Regions from separate parts of the Mus musculus genome. Here region 1 is linked to region 2. Evidence: chromatin loops called from intact Hi-C (ENCODE). Cell type or tissue: heart. All regions are shown on one strand. Links, peaks and the distances in the headings refer to the core of each region. The heading gives the core; the rest is flanking DNA.

Evidence for each region. Hi-C counts contacts between places; a loop is a spot of excess contacts. Peaks named below come from ENCODE experiments on the same cell type or tissue, not always from the same donor. Only the 100,000 strongest peaks of a DNase experiment are listed, where the experiment ranks them.
Region 1: a loop joins it to region 2, with 9 times the contacts of the local background. A loop is called at or near these places in 18 of 42 quality-filtered maps.

What each region holds. Positions count from the first base shown.
Region 1 is chr14:54,645,873-54,656,090 of GRCm38, reverse strand. It overlaps Acin1 (apoptotic chromatin condensation inducer 1), which reads left to right. Exons shown (of 19, transcript NM_023190.3): 9 at 4,233-4,374; 10 at 7,961-8,003; 11 at 9,255-9,388; 12 at 9,488-9,640. 4930579G18Rik (RIKEN cDNA 4930579G18 gene) reads right to left here and starts at 5,580. Exons shown (of 6, transcript NR_038053.1): 1 at 5,543-5,580; 2 at 4,823-5,026; 3 at 4,277-4,351; 4 at 2,638-2,717; 5 at 2,145-2,260; 6 at 991-1,938. In heart, for the core only: a CTCF peak has its summit at 4,825 (motif pointing left); DNase peaks (open chromatin) are centred at 5,060 and 5,200; H3K4me3 peaks cover 2,019 bases; H3K27ac peaks cover 2,540 bases.
Region 2 is chr14:54,696,209-54,706,426 of GRCm38, reverse strand. Gm29776 (predicted gene, 29776) reads left to right here and starts at 7,594. Exons shown (of 14, transcript NM_001370892.1): 1 at 7,594-7,901; 2 at 8,018-8,111; 3 at 8,969-9,020; 4 at 9,441-9,584; 5 at 9,883-10,008; 6 at 10,188-10,218. The coding sequence starts at 7,616. In heart, for the core only: a CTCF peak has its summit at 4,903 (motif pointing right); a DNase peak (open chromatin) is centred at 4,916; H3K27me3 peaks cover 445 bases.

The DNA.
Region 1 (10,218 bases), core at 2,455-7,454, 51 kb after region 2:
CCTAATGATTATTATTCAGAGTGATAAGGGCATTGTCAAAACCTGTCATCCCCATCACTGAATATTTTACCAGCAGAGAAAAAGTGTCTACCCATTGAATTAAAAAAAACTGCAGTGACTGCTGCCTGTGCCTGCGTTTCCTGCACACGCTGGTCTCTGTGTGCATCAGCATCCAGACTACACAGAGCTAGCACTGTCCCTGAGGTGGGTATTATTGTTAGCAACACTTACAGAGTATAGGAGAGGAGCCGAAATGTCGTCACTATCACACAGTTTGTAAAAGGTAGGACCAGTCTCATTCCTGGATTCACTTCTTTTTTAACCCCCATACCGGATCTTGCCTTACCTTTGAGCAGACATCACTATGTAAAAGGAAACTTTTAATGTATAAACACCACTGTAGCATACACTTTTTGGCATGTAAGTTTAGGATTTTAAGCAGCACAGAGAAAATTTGATTCTTGTCTAAAAGCTTTGATCAAAATGAGGTTGGGTAAATCCTGGCACTCTGAAGGCACAGGCAGGAGGATCTGAGTTCAAGGCTGGCCTAACCCACACCGACCTGTTCTCAAAAGTTCTTACAAGCTTTTTCACCTCCCCCTCCCCCTGTTCCCCCGCCCATGTGTCTCTGTGTCTGTCTTTCTCTGCCCCTCCCTCCCTCCCACCCCCACCCCCTAGGGAGGTTTTCTGACCTGTGTGTCAAACTGCCTGGTAGAAATGCTGAATTTTCAGGTACTAGTTCCTGACTTGGAGAGGCTTGGTTTCCCTTTTCCGTCACTTGTACCCCTGATCATCCTGACCTTTTTTTTTTTAAAGATTTATTTATTTTGCCGGGCGTGGTAGCGCATGCCTTTAATCCCAGCACTCGGGAGGCAGAGGCTGGCGGATTTTTTTAGTTCAAGGCCAGCTTGGTCTACAGAGTGAGTTCCAGGACAGCCAGAGCTACCCAGAGAAACCCTGTCTCCAAAAAAACAAAAATACAAAAAAAAATAAACAAAGATTTATTTTATTTATATGAGTACACTGTAACTGTCAGACATATCAGAAGAAGGCATCAGATCCCATTACAGATGGTTGCTGGGAACTGAACTCAGGACCTCTGGAGTCAGTGGTCTTAACCGTTGAGCCACCCCTCCAGCCCCCTGATTTTTTTTTTTAAATCTAGCATTTGGGGAGTGGGTGTCAGGATTAGAAGTTAGGGATGGCCAGGCGTGGTGGTGTACGCCTTTAATCCCAGCACTTGGGAGGCAGAGGCAGGCGGATTTCTGAGTTTGAGGACAGCCAGAGCTACACAGAGAAACCCTGTCTCGAAAAACCAAAAAAAAAAAAAAGAAGAAGAAGTTAGGGATAGTGGCAGAAAGGTAGGAAGATAGTTTATCTGATGGAGTCTCCGGATTTCTGTCTGAAGAGGGTTCGTTCTGCTGTTAGGAAAAGGAACTGAGGCCATTTCAGTCCGCAGATTAGCTTGTTGAGTCTTCAGCAGTTCTTTGTTGCTATTACTGGTGGTGGTGGTGGTTGTTGGAGGGGTTGGTTTGAGTTGTTGTTGTATTTTGTAACACAACATGCCCTAGTCTCTCGTGTACTAGGGTTGTAGTAGGACTGAATCTTTTGTTAAGGTCTGTTTCACACTCACATCTGCTTGTGTGGAAGATGGCCGAGATGCCTGGTCTTTGTTGTCTCCCAGCCTCACTGTTGGGCTTACCTCACCTACCCTGACCCCAAGGAACACCTTTCACCTGCAGCATCCTGTCGACCTGGATGCCTTCAGGCCTTAGCTGTGCATGTCCACTTGTCTTCTCCTCATTGGTGTAGGCAGGCACCCTGAGGCTGAGTGGGCTTGTTAACGACTGGGAACTCTGGCTCTCTTCAGAGACATCCACCTTTCCTCTGATTTGGAAAAGAAACTCTCCCAGACTTATCCACTTCCCTCCAACTTTTCTAGAAAACAGAGAGAGAGGTTCCACGTGATCATTGGCAGAGGTGAGCAGCGAGTTAGTTATCCTGGGTGGGACAGTGATGGGCACATAAGAAAATGCTGTCTTGATGTTCTGAGGGTAGATAGAAGCTTTGGTCATCTTTAAAAATGTTCCTGCTTTGGCTTTAATCGTTTCTCATTCCCAACTCTGCCATTTGCCATTACTTACTTTGGGTCCTCGGTCAGGCAGCTGTCTGTTCTCCCCACCTGGCCCCTTCTTTGCCCTTTGGAAGACTGGGAGCAAGCACCCTGGCCTGTACCAGTAGACCTCTTAGCTGCTGTAACCTGAGAAAAGAAGGGAAAGGCCTGGCCTCTGAAGCCACTTGACTCCCTGTGGCCTGCCAGAGGATAAGAACCTTGCTCACTCAGCGCCCTCCCTCTTTCCCCTCCCCTGCTGCATCAGGGCCCTCCCCCATCCGCACACACGGGCTGCTGGGTAAGTGGCAAGATGGCTCCCCTGCATGTCTCCGGCTGATCGCTGCCGCTTTACCAATACAATAGAGTCTGCTTACTACCAGCAACCTGGCCCTCTTCCTCCTCTTCCTCCAGAGAGACCAGTCCAGCCGAACTCGGGGTTTGCCGTGAGGACTTAAACGCTTATCTCTTAAACGCCCGATCTATTTTAGCCTCCCCGCTCCACCACCACCTCCCCTTCCATTTACCATTTTTTTTTTGGATTCCCCAGTTGCTGCATCTTGATTTTCTCTCTCTGGATCGGGTGGCTGGGAGGAGGTGGTGGGAGCTGCGGACAAGGAAGGGGGTTTGTCTGATTCGGGATTTTTGTTTTAATTTTTTTAGGATTTTTTTGTTTGGTTTTTGTTATTTCTTCCATTCCAGAAAGGGATAAACAGCACTTCCAGGGGGAGAAAAAAAATAATGATGTTCTCAGACAGCAGAGCAGGGTGAGAGGCTCGCATCCCCATGTGTCCTGCCCCCCCCTCCCCCCCGCCCCGCCGCCTCATCCTCCCCAGCTTCCTCATGCCTCGCACTGTCTTTCATTTTGATCTGTTTTCAGGCATTCCGCTTTCTCCCTTTGTCCTTTCTGCTCGGTTTCTAATTGGCCCCAGTTGCCCTCTCTGAGCAGTAGGTTGTTTGTTTTGGTTTGGGTTTTTGATAAGCCTTTCTTCAAGATTTAAGCAAAAAATCACGTGTTCTATGGGGTCCTGTTAGCTGGGGGCCCAGTCCTGGTTTCCCCCTCCCCCTCAGCTTTGCATCTCTCCCTGCCTACACTGGGGAGGCTTTTCTGACCTCTTGTGTGTCACACAGCCTGGTGAGAATGAGTGCTGTATTTTCTGGTACTAGTTCCTGGTCTGGAGAGGCTTGGTTTCCCTTTTCTGTCACTTGTACCCCTGATCATCCTGATTTTGATTATTTTTAATCTAGTTTTAGGGAGTGTCAGGGTTAGAAGTTAGGGATGGTGGCAGAAAGGTAGGAAGATAGTTTATTTGATGGAGTCTCTGGATTTCTTTGTCTGAAGTGAGTGCTAACTTGTGAGCGAGTGGGTTCCATGTTTTGGGGGAGTTGTCTGGTGTGGAGGAGGGTATTACTGACTTGGGAGGCCTGCTCTCTTTATCTCTTGGAAGTTGGAATGAGCAATGGGAGTGACTGGGTAAGAGTCAAATGTAAGAACAGTCTCTGCTCTGAGCAGGTGACAGCCATTCCTCAGGTTTTCCTAGGGTGAGAGAGAAGTGGGCACCCTTACCAGCCCCATCCTCACTCTTACTGGTCCTGGTGTCTGGAGGCCCTGTGGATCACCGGGCACTTACTAATTAACAGTTGATTGGACACAAGGTCGGGGTCATTGGCTACACCTATGCCCTTTCCAAAGTCTTGGGTTTTTTAGCTTTTTTGTTTTTTTATAAAGGAAGTGGGCTTCCTTTAGGTTCTTGGTAAATTAAAGATGCCTTAACTAGTGAGTAGAGAGGCTATAGCCTTCTAGACAAATTGAGGTCACTTTTGAAGGACTTTTCAGAGGAGACTGTTGGTTTCGTGCAAGAGAGCTGTGAAGTGAGTGTCTAAGAACTCTGAGTGCTGGGAACCCCACATAAAGGCCCCATCTGGTACTGAGTGGCCATGACCACTGTAATTTGTGCTTTTTCCCTAAAGAAAGCATTCCCACTTTCCCATGGGAAAGTTCTAGTCTGATCCCGCCCAAGTAAGGAGCCATTGGGATTTTATGTCCACAAAGCTAACATCTTGCTCTCTCTTCCCCTTCACTCTCTCCTACCCTTTCCTTCAATCTCTTCCATCCTGTCAGTGAAGAGAAGGAGGAAGTGACCATGGACACCAGTGAAAACAGACCTGAAAATGAGGTGCCTGAGCCTCCTCTGCCTGTTGCAGACCAAGTCAGCAATGATGAGCGCCCAGAGGGTGGTGCTGAAGAAGAGGAAAAGAAAGAGGTAACTAGCCAAGCCACCTGTTGGGGAGGGTGGGCCGAGCGTGGGCCTAGGGAGAATAGACCATCTCAGCCATCCCTCTTACACAGTGGGATGACCTAAAGGGGATAAGGCTATCCTTGGATCAGGATAGGGCAAGGGAGAATTCGCTGGTTTAGCAAGGGATGCCCCTTGTGATAACAGACAAGGTCTTTGATTTCCTTTCCCTACATGAAGCAGTGATATAGACCAGGCTCCTAATTTGGAAGTCTGTTAATGGCCCTTTTTTTTAGAGAGAGAGGGGGGAGAGGGAGGCGAGGGAGAGAGAGAGGAGAGAGAGAGAAAAACCAAAAAACCCAAGTGCAGCTTTCTTGCTGCTGAAGCTTCTGTGAAGCTAACTCCTTGAGCTTTCCCTCCTTTTTAAAAGCTTAATGGCACTTGTCGCCACCTAGTGGGGCTTTGGGTCTCTTACCGAGTCAGCCATGCTGAGGAATTTTTGTTGCTCTTCTGCCCCCCAGTGGTCTAATTACGGAAGTGTAGCTTCTTAGAAATCCAAGGGGTGAACCACAAGGCCCTCTTAGGTTTTGTTTTGTTTTGTTGGCACAAATATTACCACTTTTTCCTATACCCAGTTCAAGAGGCTTCCCCCATTGGAGCCAGCGAGGTCTTCTTGACCCTTAAAGAAATAGAATTAGCTGGGTTTGGGAGTGGTATTATTACAGGGTGGGAGGGGCTGTTGTGTGTGTAGCCTTTCTCTGGTGTGTGTTGCGGGGGTGGGGGCCGGTGAAAGTGATTTGATGTGCAGAATATTATTTATTACAAGGTCCTTCTTCCCCGTAAAACTTTGTCCAAGTACCTCATGTACGGTAATCCGCCCGTAAAATATAACCCTGCCCAACTGGCCAATCGCTGATGCCGCCTCTACCTCTGGACCCACCCGCTGCTACCGAGCCGCCCAATCAGAGCCGAGTGTGCTCCCGGTGTCTTGGCCAGAGGGGCGTGTCTGTGGGCGTCTGTGATGGGCCCCGCCTCCCTTCTTGCTTACATCGGGGCTGAGACGAGCACTGTTCTGGAGAGACTTGTACTGAGAACAAGAAGCATTTGGAAAGGGGTGGACTTGAATCATCGCCCTACTCGGGACACCCCAAGAAGAGTTGTGCCAGTGCTGGGGTGCCTGCCCACATGCCCTTACCTGTCAGAGACTGTGGGTTGCCTTGTTTGCTACAGACTGTTGGGATCCCCATCTAGGGACCAAGAAACCTAAGAGAGTCAGATGTTTATGACGACAGTGCCGAGCTGTAAACACTTGAGTGGGGCCGGTGGCCTAAGCTTTGTTGACTAGAAACCCTGCAGAGAAGTCTGGGGGTCTGTACCCAGGGGCTTAAAGCTGATGGCAGCCCAGCCCGCGTGTCACCACTTGCTCTTCAGATGGACTTTCCTTTGGTCCCTGCTGTCCATGGTGAAGGGCAGCATCGTGTCGGTCGCTTCAGCTTCTCCTCCATCCCTGGAGGCAGGGACTCACTCACCCACCCAACCGGAACCACTGTCTCAGCTGCAGTCCCTGAGGAGGTGCCAACGACAAACCGGAAGACATACTCTGAGCTTGCTGCTGAATGTGTACCAGGTCCTGGGGAAATTGACTACTGCCACCCCCGGGCTACCTTCATCAGAGGCTCCATGATCCTGCTCGGTGACAGGACCTCTCCCCAGTTACACTCAGAGGAGGAAGGGACTTTGGAGTTGTCACCTGGATCCCAAGTGTTGGCTAGTGGCACTGCTGCAGCTTGTCACTGGTGGACATAGGGTCCTGCCTGCCTCATGAAAGAAAGGCAAGGAGCATTCCTGCCGCTCACAGGCCGCTTGCTCATTCATCAGGGACTGCAAGATGATGCCCTACAGGGCCAGGACTGATGCTCTGCCCCCATTCCCCCCTCTGCCCCTCGCTGAGGCTGGCCATCGCCAGTGAACTGTTTTGACATCTTGGAAACTGGGCAGCGTCCCCCCACACGATTCCCTCCCGCCCCCCCTGCGCCCCTGGGAGGACTCTGGCAGTGCCACGCTGACTACCACGCCGTGCGCCCACCTTTTTTGCCAACCCAACCCCCCACCAATTGCACAGCGCCTAGCAGGGAGGGCTCATTCTGATTGGACGGCGGTTGACTAGATACAGTACACAGTGAGGTGCGATTGGCTGAACTGAAGATCCCAGGTGTGAGATGGTACCTGGAACATTTGTCATATTCCTAGTTTATTCTTTTATTTTCTACCTCTTCTTTAATCTTTTATTTTTATAATTTATTTTTTTATTTCTTTGTTGGGTTTATTTATTTGGTTCGTGTTTTTCTTGTTTTAATTAAGTTATTTTGTTTAATTGGTTTTTTGGGTTCTTTTATTTTCTTTCTTTTTTGTTTTTTTTTGTTTGTTTGTTTGTTTTTTTGGTTTTTATTTATTTCCTTTTCTCACTAACTTACCCATCGTGAGCAACCTAGCTAGGGGTCAGGCTGGCTCTTAACACAGACCAAGGAGACTTGGTTAGATGACACAGGTGGGGCTGGGGGTGGGAGGGGAAAGGAGATTAAGGGGGTCCTGCCCTACCCGTTAGAAGGGTGGTAGGGTGGTCTTAGTTTTTCCAGAAATAAGCACCTATAAAAGTGCCCCTGCTCTGTCTGTAGTGTCACTCCACTGTGTGTCTGGAAAGAGGCTTGCCCAAATCTGTCTTGTGGGATTTGTTTTGGTTTTGGTCCTTAGCCAGAGCCCCTGCATTTGAGCCCTGTTTGAAGGGGGAGCGTTAAGGCTCTGCTGGAGTAAGGGTGGTGGTTGGGGAGGCCGAGGCTTTCCCTGGAGCAGCTGGCCTTTACCAGAGCCTCCTTAGACAAGAGATCCTTGTAAATTCTCTCTGCTACCTGCCCTTCATCTGCAGTGAACCTTGTATAATTCTTTTCCTTGGTGTTGCTCTGAGTGGTCTTCAAGTGTCCCACCTCCTGTCAAGATGTCAGGCTGGGAGCTGAGTACAGGAAGCTTGTTGAAGTTGCCATCTCAAGAGTGGGTTTTTCTCGTATCTTTCAAATTGGCAAGGAAGGACTTAGGAGGACCCAGTTACCTGGGTCTGGGCATAGCTCGCTGGGTTTCGTGTCCTCATCCCTTAGATACAGTTGAGAGCATGATCAGCAACTTAAAAGGGCTGACGGAGCCGGACATGGTGGCTCATGTCTGTAATCCCAGTGCTTGGGAGGCTGAGGCAGGAGGATCACCAAAAGTTTGATGATGTAGCCTAAGCTACAAAGTGAGACCCTGTTTCAAAAAACCCAAAAACTACTTAAGTAGCTGGAGGTTATTAAGCCCCTCCCCATCTTATTTCTGGTAAAGCTAATACACTGGTGTGAGGTGACATAGATGACCTTCCCCGTGACGTTTGGTTTAATTTTCCTCTAACTTGCATTGATTCTGCTTCGTTTTTTGCCGTTTGCTGCTTCTGTTTTGGTCTCTATCTGTCAGTGTCTCTCTCTCTCTGTCTCTGTGTGTCTTTGGCATTTATGCTAAGATTGCCTGATTTAACCTCCTCCCCCTCTCTGTGGGGTGTCTCTCTCTCTTCCTTATCTTCTCCATACAGAGTTCGATGCCCAAGTCATTCAAGAGGAAAATCTCCGTTGTCTGTAAGTCTAGCCCCAAATCCCTGGTAGAAGTCATAAAAACTGCACAGATGATTAGCATTCATTTCCTCCCAGTATCAGTCTTAGGGTGCAGTTCTCCCTCCACCTAGTGAGACTCTGCTCTCCCTACACATGGAGAATCTGGGTGGTTTTCATTTTAACCAGTCCTGTTTCTCCAGCTCTGTGTGTGTGTGTGTGTGTGTGTGTGTGTGTGTGTGTGTGTGTGTGTGTGTGTGTGTGTGTGTGTGCGCGCGCGCACGCGCGTGTGCTTGCGCGCGTTACTGAGGATTGGACCTACAGCCTTGCACATGCTAGGCACACAATGCCACATCAGTTTCCCCAACTCCAAAGTACCTTTTAAGGAGAGCATTGTACCTCAGACCATTTTCAATCTATTCTCTTGTTATTACTTATTTTTGAGACAAGGTTTCTGCTGTGTAGACCAGGCTGACTAAAAACTGAATCCTGCTACATCCTCTCAAGTAGCTGGGATTACAGGCGTGTGCTACACGCCCAACTTAGAGGAATGCATCCTTTCTGGTATCTGACCTTGAATTTGAAGTTAGAGAGATGCCTGTGTGATGCTTTCCATTTTTAAGATTTATTTATTATATATACAGCGTTCTGCCTGCATGAATGCCTGCAGGCCAGAAGAGGGCACCAGATCACATTATAAATGGTTGTGAGCTACCATGTGGTTGTTAGGAATTGAACTCAGGACCTCTGGAAGAACATTCAGTGCTCTTAATCTGTAAGCCCTCCTGACAGTAAACATGCAATTGTTGCCCACTGAGGAACTTGGGCAGTGGTAGTTTGGTGGTAGATTTGTTTTCTGGCTGCTCTGAAATTTGTTGTGTAGGCCAGGCTGGTCTTGAATTCAGAGATTTCCCCCTCATTTTCAAGTGCTGGGATTAAAGGTGTGTACCACCATGTGCAGACACCCAGTAAGGAGCACATGGTCTTACAGTGTAGTCACGTGTTCGTCTGGCTCTCCTGCACTTAAGTCTGAAGTGCTCCTCCAACTGCTTACCCGCCTTCTCCTTTCTGTGCGCAAATAGTTCCCAGCCATAATAAAGATACAACATCAGTTTTGTTCACTCTTTAAGCCTTAGTTTCCCAATCTCCACTCCCCCAATCTTTTCTTACGTTAACCTTTTACTTAAACTGCAGCCAAAAGCAACATATGAGTGTTACGGTGTGAGCTAGTTAGGAACCTAGACCATCTAACTGTTGGGTCCTATTTTTTGGGGACAGCAGCTACCAAGGGGGTGCAAGCTGGAAACAGTGACACAGAGGGGGGCCAGCCTGGCCGAAAACGCCGTTGGGGAGCCAGCACTGCCGCGACACAGAAGAAACCGTCCATCAGTATCACCACTGAGTCACTCAAGGTGAGGTGGGCGGAGCCAGGGAAGGGAGGGTAAGAAATGTTCAGGTGGGAGTAGACATGGGCCCAGTGTAACGGGGTAGCGGGGGTGTCTGTGTCCCAGAGCCTCATCCCCGACATCAAACCCCTGGCGGGGCAGGAGGCTGTTGTGGATCTTCATGCCGATGACTCCCGAATCTCTGAGGATGAGACAGAGCGTAATGGCGACGATGGGACCCATGACAAGGGACTGAAGATATGCCGGACAGTCACTCAGGTAACCCCGTGTGCTGTGCCCAGCATCGGGTGAGGCAGTGGGCAACGGCGGACAGCGGAGGAGCTGAGGTAATGTTCTGGAAGGGAACTCTTATGCCAAGGGCCGGATTACGTCAAACACTGCTAGTTGCAAAAGAGGTTTTATTAGAACCAAGCTATAGCAATTTGTGTGCTCTTGTTTCAGCAGCTTGTACCACAGAACCAGAATTGAAAACTAAAGTTGATAAAGCCTCATATAACATCTTGCCTCATGCAGAAAAATAGTTCAGGCCAGCAAGATGGCTCCATGTGTAAAGGGCCCTGCTGCAGAGCATGCTGCCCATCCTCACGGCCCGTGTGAGGGAGAGAGCCAGCTCCCAAAGCTGCCCACACAGAGGTCACTGCATATGCTCATGGCGCATAAGAGCACACAAATAAGTAAATGCTTGGTTTGTTCTCAATTTAAAAAAATGTTTAGCCAGGCGTGGTAGCACATGCCTTTAATCCCAAGGAAGCACAGGCAAGAGGATCTCTGTGAGGTCAAGGCCAACCAGGACTACGTAGATGATGTCTCGAAAAACCATAAAACAAAAGGTGCAG
Region 2 (10,218 bases), core at 1,915-6,914:
CAATTTGACTTCATCAAAATGGCCATCAGTTGTGACTTGAGGGAGCAAGGACGGTCCTTTGTTGTTAAGGAAAGGCCTTGCTTGCAGGGCAAGACTCACCTGCAGAGCTGTGGCCTTCTACTTGTCTTTAAAAGAACCAAAGTATGATGTAGGTAGAGGCGAGCCAAATAGAGCATGGCTCTACCCCAGTGGCCTGAAAGCTAAACTTCATCCAAAAGGCTCAAACTGGAAATCCCTATCACCACCACCCACCCAGCACCCGCCAACACCTAGTGTCATGGTCACCCTAGCCAGGCCATCCAGCCCTGCTGCAATCGGGACGGTTTGCAAAACTCCCAGTAGCTCCCCCTTTGTTACCATCTGAGGTTAGGACTGCACTTGGGAGATAAGCTCGGCTCCACCCACCTGTCCCACAGACTGCTGGCCTTCTGCAACTGGGAAGGTTTGCAAAACCCCTGCTAGCTCCAGCTGTCAACATCTGAGGCTAGCTAGGGCTGCACTCGGAGATAAAGGCTAGCTCCACCCACCTGCCCTGCCTTCAAACCTCCCAAGTATCATGGCCCCAAAAGGAAAAGCTCCTAGAAGCTCACTCAGGGTCTGGAAGCTTACTCAGGCTAGCACAGAGAGCCTCCTACCTGGACCATAGAAGCTGTTCCACCAACAGCTTCACTTTCTGTTTCTATTTGTGTCGGTTGAGACACAGGGACTTACAACTGAAGCCCAGGCTAGCCTAGAATGCAAAGCAATTTCCCTGCCTCAGCCTCCTGAGTGCTGAGATTTCAGACACAACTCATCACACTCAACATCTTTCGCTCTCCTTTGTCCTCAGTTTCCTTCTCCTCAAGCTCATTGTTTTACCTTGGCCAGGCGCTTTACTTACTGTAGAACTGAAGGCTAAACAAGGGTAATCTTAGCTCTTGGGGAATTCACAGTTGATTAGGGCAGCAGATAAGCATGGAAACACAAAGACATAGTTCTAGATTGTGGGCACCGTGTCTAAAGCAGAGGTGATTCCTGGTAAGTGTTGTTTGTTGTGAGACAGGGTCTCACTATGGTAGTTCAAGCTGGACTTGAACTCTTAATCCTCCTGTTCCGGCCTCTCTGGTACTGGGATTACCAGAGTGTAGTGCCACACCTGGCACCAGTGGTGGGTTTCAATGCAGGCATCTGCTTTTAATGTGAGGGCCAGGAAAGGCTTGTTTGAGGCAACAAGGAACAGAATTCAAGAGGTAAGTCTGGCAAAAAGCAGGGTTTCCCACATAAAGACAATCATTCCCATCCATTCACCGGCACAGAGTGCGGCTGGAGCCGGGCAGACTGGATTGGGAGAGACGGGGATGCCTGGAATGAGGCATAGCAGAGCTGAGGCTGGAGTTGCCCAGCTCTCAGGTGGGATCATAATGGAAGGACCGCTCTTCCAAAAGAAGAGAACACCTCTTTCCTCTTTCTCTCTTAGAAGGAAAAGCGTAGAGACAGATAAAAATATAAATGGGGGGTGGGGGGTGGAGAGATGGCTCGGCGGTTAAGGGAACTGACTGCTCTTCCGAAGGTTCTGAGTTCAAATCCTAGCAACCACATGGTGGCTCACAACCATCAGTAATGAGATCTGACACCCTCTTCTGATGTGTCTGAAGACAGCTACAGTGTACTTATATATAATAAATAAATCTTTAAAAAAATAGAAATAGGGTGTTGGCAAGATAGCTCAGTAGGCAAAGGCACTTACTATCAAACCTGACATAGTCTGATCCCCAAACCAACTCCTGTGTGTACCATGACATGAATAGCTACACACACACACACACACACACACACACACACACGCACACACACATGCACACTTAGACACACGCACACGCACACTTAGACACACACACACATACATGCACTCGTGCATGCACATACACACCACTATTTTTAAATTTTTGTTTTTAGATTTATTTATTGTATTTTGTGTGAGAGTTTTGCTTGCATATAAATGTGTGCACCACAGGCATCCCTAGTGCCAAGGAAGTCAGAGGGTATCAGTCCCCCGCCCCTACAGAAGTTCTGGAGTCACCATGTGGATACTGGGACCCAACTTAGGAACACTGCAAGAGCAGAAGGGCTTTTAACTGCTGAGCCAACTCTCCAGCCTCCTAAATAAATATTTTTAAACATGTATGCTTATATGTTTACAAACATAAAAATAAATTAAAACACACAGGTTTGAACTGGGCCTGATGGCACATGCCTTTAAGCCCAGCATTTGGTATGTAGCCGCAGGAAGATAAGTTTGAGGTCAGCCTGGTCTACATAGAGTGGTCAAAGCTAGGATTATGCATAGTGAGACCCTGTCTCAAAACACCAAAAATGGTGATAACTTTTTTTAAAGGCTTTGGCTGGACATGATGAAGCAGGCTTGCAACCCTGGCATTCAGGGGCTAAGAAAGACAATAGCAAGTTTGAGGCCAATCTGCCCCCATCTTAATAAAAATGAAAGGTGTATCACAGACCGAGAGTGTTCTTGTCTTGCAGCTTTTATTTTCCACTGGGAAAAAAAGTGGTTCCTAAAGTGGCTGGGCTGCAGGGGAGGCTGCAGACGGAAGGTCTAAAACCCCAATTGCTAAGGGTGGAAGAGAGAGCCGTTGCTGAGATTTCTGACTTGGGAGCATACAATTGAAGTTGATGGGAAGTGTTTTAGAGCGGCCAGGCCATAGTCTTGTCTGCTGGAATGATTTCCTCTAGTGGTCCTCAGCTGCTCAAATACAAATGCAGGCAAGTGCTGGATCCATCTAAGGCTGGCGCTTAACCAGGGAGGCAGGGTGGTTCGGATAGACAAGGGAGGGGAGTTGAATTGATTCAGGAAAGAATTCTGATGGCAAGTCTACACCCTAAGACCGAGAAGGGGAGAATAAAGAAAAGAAGGGTCACTGTTCCCCCAGCCAGTTTGTCCAACAGCTGCAGTGAGCCAACCTAGCAACGAACCATAAGGAAAAGAGATCATATCAGAGAAGGGTGCTTGATTCCGTTATTTCATAGATGCTTCAGTTTCTGCTGATGATAAGGCTCTGGGCACAGCCCTCAGATTGTCTCAGTCGAGAGGAACGGAGGAGAAGAGTGTCCGAGGTGGAAGGGAGAAGAATCTGAGAGAGAAGCGCGCTGAGGGAGCTGCACATGGTTACATCATCACCACCGCCGCAGGGCCACCACCTCTGGGGACCCTGTTCCTCAGGCCACCTTCCCTCCCTCACATCTTGTCTCACTAACCTCCGACTTCTTGTTCCCCTGGAGCAATCCTCCCCTTCTCCAATTTCTCTCTGGTTTCCCTTCATCTCCTCGGTTTCTCTTCTCATCCCAATGTGACTTCTGCTCCCCTGGATGAATCCGAGAAGCCATACCGGACAGTAGATGTGACCAGGAGTCTGTGAGGGTTGAAATCCACGTGGCTGCTTTAATGTCTAATTCTGCGGCACCTCGGCTGTAAAGTTAGGTATCAATAATACCTAAGCTTCCTAGGGTTTGTAAAAGAATCATAGGAGAATAATGTTTGGAACAATGTCAGACACAAAGCTTTCTTGATCAGACAATGGCTGTTCTTAGTGTAACCCCTCACCTCCTTCTCTTGCTTCATTTTTACTCTCTCACCTCCACCATCCCTCCATGGTTGCTTCATACATCTTCAAAGAGACGAACAAGGCGTTCAGTCTGAAGTCTGGTAGAAAAACAGAGTCACACATGGAGCTGGGGATGACAAAGAGGCTCAGTGGTTAAGAGCACTTGGTCCTCTTGCCAATGCTCTGGGTTCGGTTTCAGCGCTCACTCCCCTGATGGCTCACAACCACCTGTGACTCCAGCTCCCCACCATCTGATGCCAGGCTCACATGTGATGCACACCACATACACGCACATGCTAGAAAAACATTATACACATAAAATGTGTGTTTGTTTGTTTGTTTGTTTGTTTTTGAAACATGGTTTCTCTGTGTAATCCTGTCTGTTCTGAAACTCACTCTGTAGACCAGGCTGGCCTGGAATTCACTCTGTAGACCAGGCTGACCTGGAACTCAGAGATCCACCTCCCTCTCCCTCCCAAATGCTGGGATTAAAAGCATGCTCCACTACCTCCTTGCTATAAATAAATCTTAAAAACAAAAATTAAAAATAAATAAGTAAAAAGGTACAATTGGGCATAGTGATACATTTGGGCTATCTCTGTGCTGGATTTTGGTAGAGGGGAGAAGTGGGGGGTGGGGGGGAGGAACCTGAGTTCAAGTGAAACCTATCTCAAAATAAGAGAAAAAGTCAGGGTAATATATAAGTCCTGCTAAAAAGATGTCAAAGAAGGCTGGAGAGAGATGGCTCAGTGGTCAAGAGGACCTGTAGTTCTCACAGAGAACCTGTGTACAGTCCCCAGCATCCACATGGTGACTGGCAACCACCAACAGTGATTCCACGTCCACAAGATCTGACACCCTCTTCTGACCTCCTCAGGCACTGGGCATGCGCGTGGTGCATATGTATACATAAAAGCAAAATACACACACACACAAAAATACATCTTTGAAAAGCTGTTTTTAAAGATGTGAAAGAATTGCCGCTGGGAAACAGAATCTCTTCTGTCCGGTGAATAATGGGCAGAGAAGCTGGATCTAGTGCAAAGTGGGAGCAAGGGATGTCTTCCAGGCACTTCCTGCATCCGTGCAAGGCTAACAGTAGGTTCTAAAGGAATGCACTTGAGCTAGCTGACACTTCCTATGGTAGGCTCTGTCCGACCTGTGAGGTATCACATAATCTGCGTATAGGCATGCGGGGGAGGAAAAATGCAATGAGGGAAGAGGCTGCAACTTTTCATGCAGGTATGGGGCAAGTTCCACCCACTCCCACCCCACACCCCGACTCCCTACTCCAGCAGGGTCATGCCTTTCTCAGCATGGCCACCAGGAGGCAGCAAAGAATAAGAGTGGGGACAGAGAAGAGCCAGGAACCTGGAGAGCCAGGCCAACTGGATTCATCACGTTAAGTGATATTGGGAGTTCTTTGTTTTGTTTTGTTTTGTTTTGTTTTTCAGGGAAAAGGATCTTCAGACACCTAGAGAAAGCTGTATTTGTCTTAGAGAAAGAACACGAGTATCCTGTTAATAATATAATATAAACTCACCTGTTAATAATCAATTTTTAAATCCTAAATTCTCTAACTCCAATGTGTGTGTGTAATTTTTTTTCCTTCTGGTGAGCATGAAAGCAGGACTTTGCCCAATCTACATACTATCTACTCTTTTCTTGACTTAGCCGTTATCACAAGCTGGGCCGTGCTTTTTTTTTCTTTTCCAAAATTTTACTTCTATTATTTTTAAGTATGCATATGTGTATCTGTATGTGCACGTGAGTGCCAATGGAGGCCTGACACATTGGATTCCCAAGAGCTGGAGTTCCAGGTGGATGGGAGCGGCCCAGCATGGGTTTGGGGAACCAAGAGTTCTCTGGAAACACAGAACGTGCTCTTAGCTGCTGAGCTGTCTCTCTGTGCCCTGGGCACTGTCTGTGCGTTACAGATACTCACTTGCTCCTCACAGCGATCCTTACAGTACAATCATCCTGATAATGGGAAGGCTATGGCACTTGGTCAAGATGACAGGAATAGAAAGTGGCAGAGAGTCTTGGGCTCCAGAGTGGGGAGTTTCCCTTGTCACAGTTGTCACATGTAAAAATACATTTGGCTTCCAGAGAAGCCAGTAGTTCCCTTTGAACTCTGGTCCTGAGCCAACTGTGGTGGTACACACCTTTGACCAGACCCCAAGTACTCCGGGGACAGAGGCAGGTAGATCCCTGTGAGCTCCAGGTTAGCCTGGTTTGCATAGAGAGTTTCAGATCAGCCAAGGCTACGCAGTGAGATTCTGCCTCAAAAAATAAATAAAAATAAACTCTACCAGGCGTGTTGGCATACGTTTTTAGGCCTCGCACTAAGGAGGTAGATACAGGTGGATCTCTTTGAGCACAAAGCCAGCGTGGTCTAGAAAAGCAAGTTCCAGGAGAGCCAGGGTTGTTACACAAAGCAACCCTGCCTCTAAAAATGAACAAAAGATAAACGCTAGTCCTTATGTCATTCACTAGATAATTCGTCTTAACATATGTGACTTTATCCCCTGCTTCAAAGCAAAAGAGTGGAGCAGACACGACAGTGCACGGCTACATGTAATCTCAGCCCTTGGGAAGCAAAGGCAAGAGGGTCGGTCACAAGTTCAAACCTCTTTGAACTTCTGTTAGGTCCATCTGAGCTACACTATGAAAGAGAAGAAGTTACAGTAATAGGAGCCGGGCAGTGGTGGCGCACGCCTTTAACCTCAGCACTTGGGAGGCAGAGGCAGGCGGATTTCTGAGTTCGAGGCCAGCCTGGTCTACAGAGTGAGTTCCAGGACAGCCAGGGCTAGAGAAACCCTGTCTCAAACAACAAAATAAAACAAAACAAAAACAAACACACACACACACAATAATAGTTAGGTGTTAATGCCCACACTGAAGACCTGACAGGAGTAGGCTTCTTCTAGGAGAGGAAAAAGCGCCTGAGCCAGGAAGTACTGAGGGAAAGCAGGTCTTGTCAGGATCTAAGAGGCTTCCTGAGACTGTTCCCTCCCACCTCCGAGGGGTGTGGAATTTGGGCTGGAGATGTTAAGAAAGGCTTCCCAGAGTAAAGTAGGAGCTTCTCACAGGAAAGGTGGGAGTTGGCTGAAGGGGTGGGGGGAAATGGTGACCAATCAGAGAAGACAGTTCAGAAAAGCACCGTAAGGGACAAGAAAACAGAGAGTCTCCTCATAACACAGGGCTTCTCAAAAGAACCTCTTTGAACTTCTGTTAAGTCCATCTGAGCCTTTATCTTCCCTCTCCTGGGAACCAGTAGGTGGACTCTGCCAAGCTCCTTAGGCCTATCCCACAGCCCCCCAAAGGAGATGGCAGTCAACTTACATGACAGTTGTGCACCTGCTGACAGTACTTCACAGGTGCAGGACATTCTTCAAAGTCTTACAGCTTAGTTAGAGGCTGACCCAGAATAGTGCAGGACCTGTTTGCTCGCCACCCAGGAGATAGCAGGCATCCGCGGACAGCATCAACAAAACCAACAGAAACAAAAAGTACCACACACACACACACACACACACACACACACACACACACACACACACACACACACATTCCTCACCCTTTAAACCCCTAATGTTTCCTTATTTTGGGGGGCAGGGGGTGTCCCAAGGCTTCCTACTGAGAAAGGCAGAGGTTGGGGGATGTGGCATAACCCCTCTTTAGAAAAATAAACGGAAGGCTCTGAAATGACACTCCTGGTCTCCAGCACCCCCCTTTAGCCCCCTAGAGGAGATGGCTTCAACCCCTGTGGTTCATATCTGACCTCCTAGTGGGAAACTGTGGATTCAGTCAACAAGTTTGAACTCTGCTAAGAACTAGGAGAGTGGTGCACAGGGTGTGGCGAGTGATGAGAGAGAGAGAGAGAGAAGAGAGAGAGAGAGAGAGAGAGAGAGAGAGAGAGAGAGAGAGAGAGAGAGAGAGAGAGAGAGAGAGAGAGAGAGAGAAATAAGTGAGCTTGCCTCAGGAGACTGGACCCAAGAAGGCTGAGGAGACACGGAATGAAGATGTGGCGGCTACTCCTCCTTGGGGTGGCCACAGGCAGATGTCTGCATGAGGAGACCCAGAAGTCTGTGCGCCTTCTTAGGCCTCCTTTCTCCCAAATGCCCACCCACTTCCGCTCCTCAATCCTTCCTCTCCCTGGCTCCCATGAGCCTCGACCCCTTAGAATCCAAACCTACTACTCAAGAGCTCCTGTGCCCGGTGAGGCTTGGGATCCTGAGGGGGAAACGCGAGCCCTGGCTGCCGTGACAGAGACCACTCGAAGGATTCAGGGCATCCTAGCAGGTAAGTGAGGATACAGGAAGTATCAGGGAGGGCTGAGGGGCCTAAAAGGAGTCCTTCACAGCAAAGGATTTGAACTCGGAGACAATGAGGTGAAGAACCCGTGCTCGTGTCTTAAGTTCTCCCGGTACAAGGACCTCTGCTCCTGAGTCGAGACCCTGCACAATACTGCCACGCCGTCTGGGGAGACCCAGATACCCCTAACTACCAAAGGTGAGTTTGTCACTGTTAGTGGTTGGGTTTTGGACCCGGGACAAGGGACTGAGGTGCATATTTTACACACCAAAGCATACCTGGCCTCCAGGTTCTCCCAGCATCCCCCAGTCCCTACCTGCCACACCCTGCCCCCAACTCTGAACTTTCCAACCCAAGGGCTAAGCTGCTTTTTTCCCCAGAGGTTCCTCCCTGTGTAATCCAGACATTTTGCGCTCTCACTCTCTACCTCTCTCCTCCTCCTCCTCTTCCTCCTCCTCCTCCTTCTCTCTCTCTCTCTCTCTCTCTCTCTCTCTCCCTCTCTTACCCCTCCCTTTTCCCATGGTGACTTCCCTGGCCTTGGTCCTTGAGGCCAGCGAACTTGCCTGAATGCAACTTCCCAATAAACCTACCTTTAATATATTCTAATCTGGCTCAAATTGGCTCATTTCACTGATGGCAGACAAATAACCTATCATTAATGTTGTGTTTTATAAAAATCCAAGTATGTGTTTTCTAGAGCATGGTATGGTGAGGTGGAGGGGTGCCTTGGAGGGCCCATGCTGAGGCATCCCTTCCCCCTGAGGTAATGTCAAATAGAGTTTATTTAGGGCATGGAAAGGGGAGTTGAGAGGGGAATAGAGACAGAGAGTGTCGAGGGGGCAGGGACAGGTGGAGGGAGGAGGGGAGAGTGTCAGGAAGAGAAGAGAGTCGGGAGAGAGAAGGGACAGAGAGAGGGAGGAGGGGTCAAACAGCTCCTTTTATAGCAAGCCAGGCCTACCAGGCTATTAGGCAGAGCCTAGTAGGAATGCTAACAATTAATGTCTTCTTCAAAGACATCTATGTCTCCAGCTCCCTTCTATCCGTTTTTTTGACAGGTGCAGCATCTTGAACCCAGGGTACAAAGGAGAGAGTTGCCTTGGAGCAAAGGTGAGGTTAACTCTCCAGTCTCCGGGATCTGAAGGGCTCTAACCTACTTAGACCTTCCCAATACCTCAGCACATAAAAGGACGGATCTCAGATGTGTGGAGTTGTCCTCCTGTCCTGTTCCTCAGAGGAATGCACACTCTATCCAGCCATGCTCCTCAAAATACATTAAAGCAGAGATCTGCGGGGGGGGGGGGAGCAGGGGGAGGCTAGAGGTGTAACTCTGCTCTTCAGGTTTCTTAAACTCGGGTTTGAACCTTGCCCATGCTATGAAGGGCTCTGAGTTATAACTACCCATCTAGAAATCTGACTCTAATTGGCTACCCGGATGGTACTGAGGCAGCCCCGAGATATCTCCATCCTCTTGGAGTTTCTAGTTTCTACCCATCAGCTAAGCTTATACTAGATTTCATTCTCTGACAGATTCCAGATGCCCACCTGCGTGGTTATTCCTTGTGGCCAGAGCATGGTCTGCCCCAGCTAATCCAACCAGATGGCCCCGGAGTCCAAAATGCTGACTTTCTCCTGTATGTGCAGGTTGCCCACACTTCCAAGTGTCACAAAGAGGTGAGGCTCAAACCTAATGCTCTTTTCCCTTGCTCTCTTGCTCTTAATGTTAATCTTTGCTGAGGGACATGGAGATAGCAGTTTTACTGAATTACACTTCTTTGGGAGCAGTCTGGAGTAGTCTGATAAAGCTTGACTTGTGTAGGGGCTAACAATCTTCCAGGCTACCCATGGGTGCTGCCCCAGCAGAACCGAATAGAGCCCCTGCTTCCTTTTTTTTTTTTTCCTCAAGAAGAATCCCTCTACCTGTTTTATCTCACTTTCCTTTCCACTCTCCCTTCCCCTGGCCTGTTTGCAGCCCTCTGTCATAGCCTATGCTGCCTGCTGCCAGCTGGACTCAGAAGACAGGCCCCTCGCTGGTACCATCGTCTACTGTGGCCAACATCTCAGAAGCCCAACACTCAGCCATGATGATATTGTCATGGTGACTGCTGCATGCTGACTAGGGGACAGGGCCGGGGGTAGCAGTCTCCCATGGAGTGGGAGAACCTCCTGAGAATGGAAGAGGAGGTGTCCTCAGCTCTACGAAGAGCTGGTTACGTGGAAGGGCTCTAGGGTTCTGCTACAAAACCAGACCCTTGCTCAGCAGCCATTTGATCTTAGGCTACACTACATGAACTGCTGCATGCCCTGG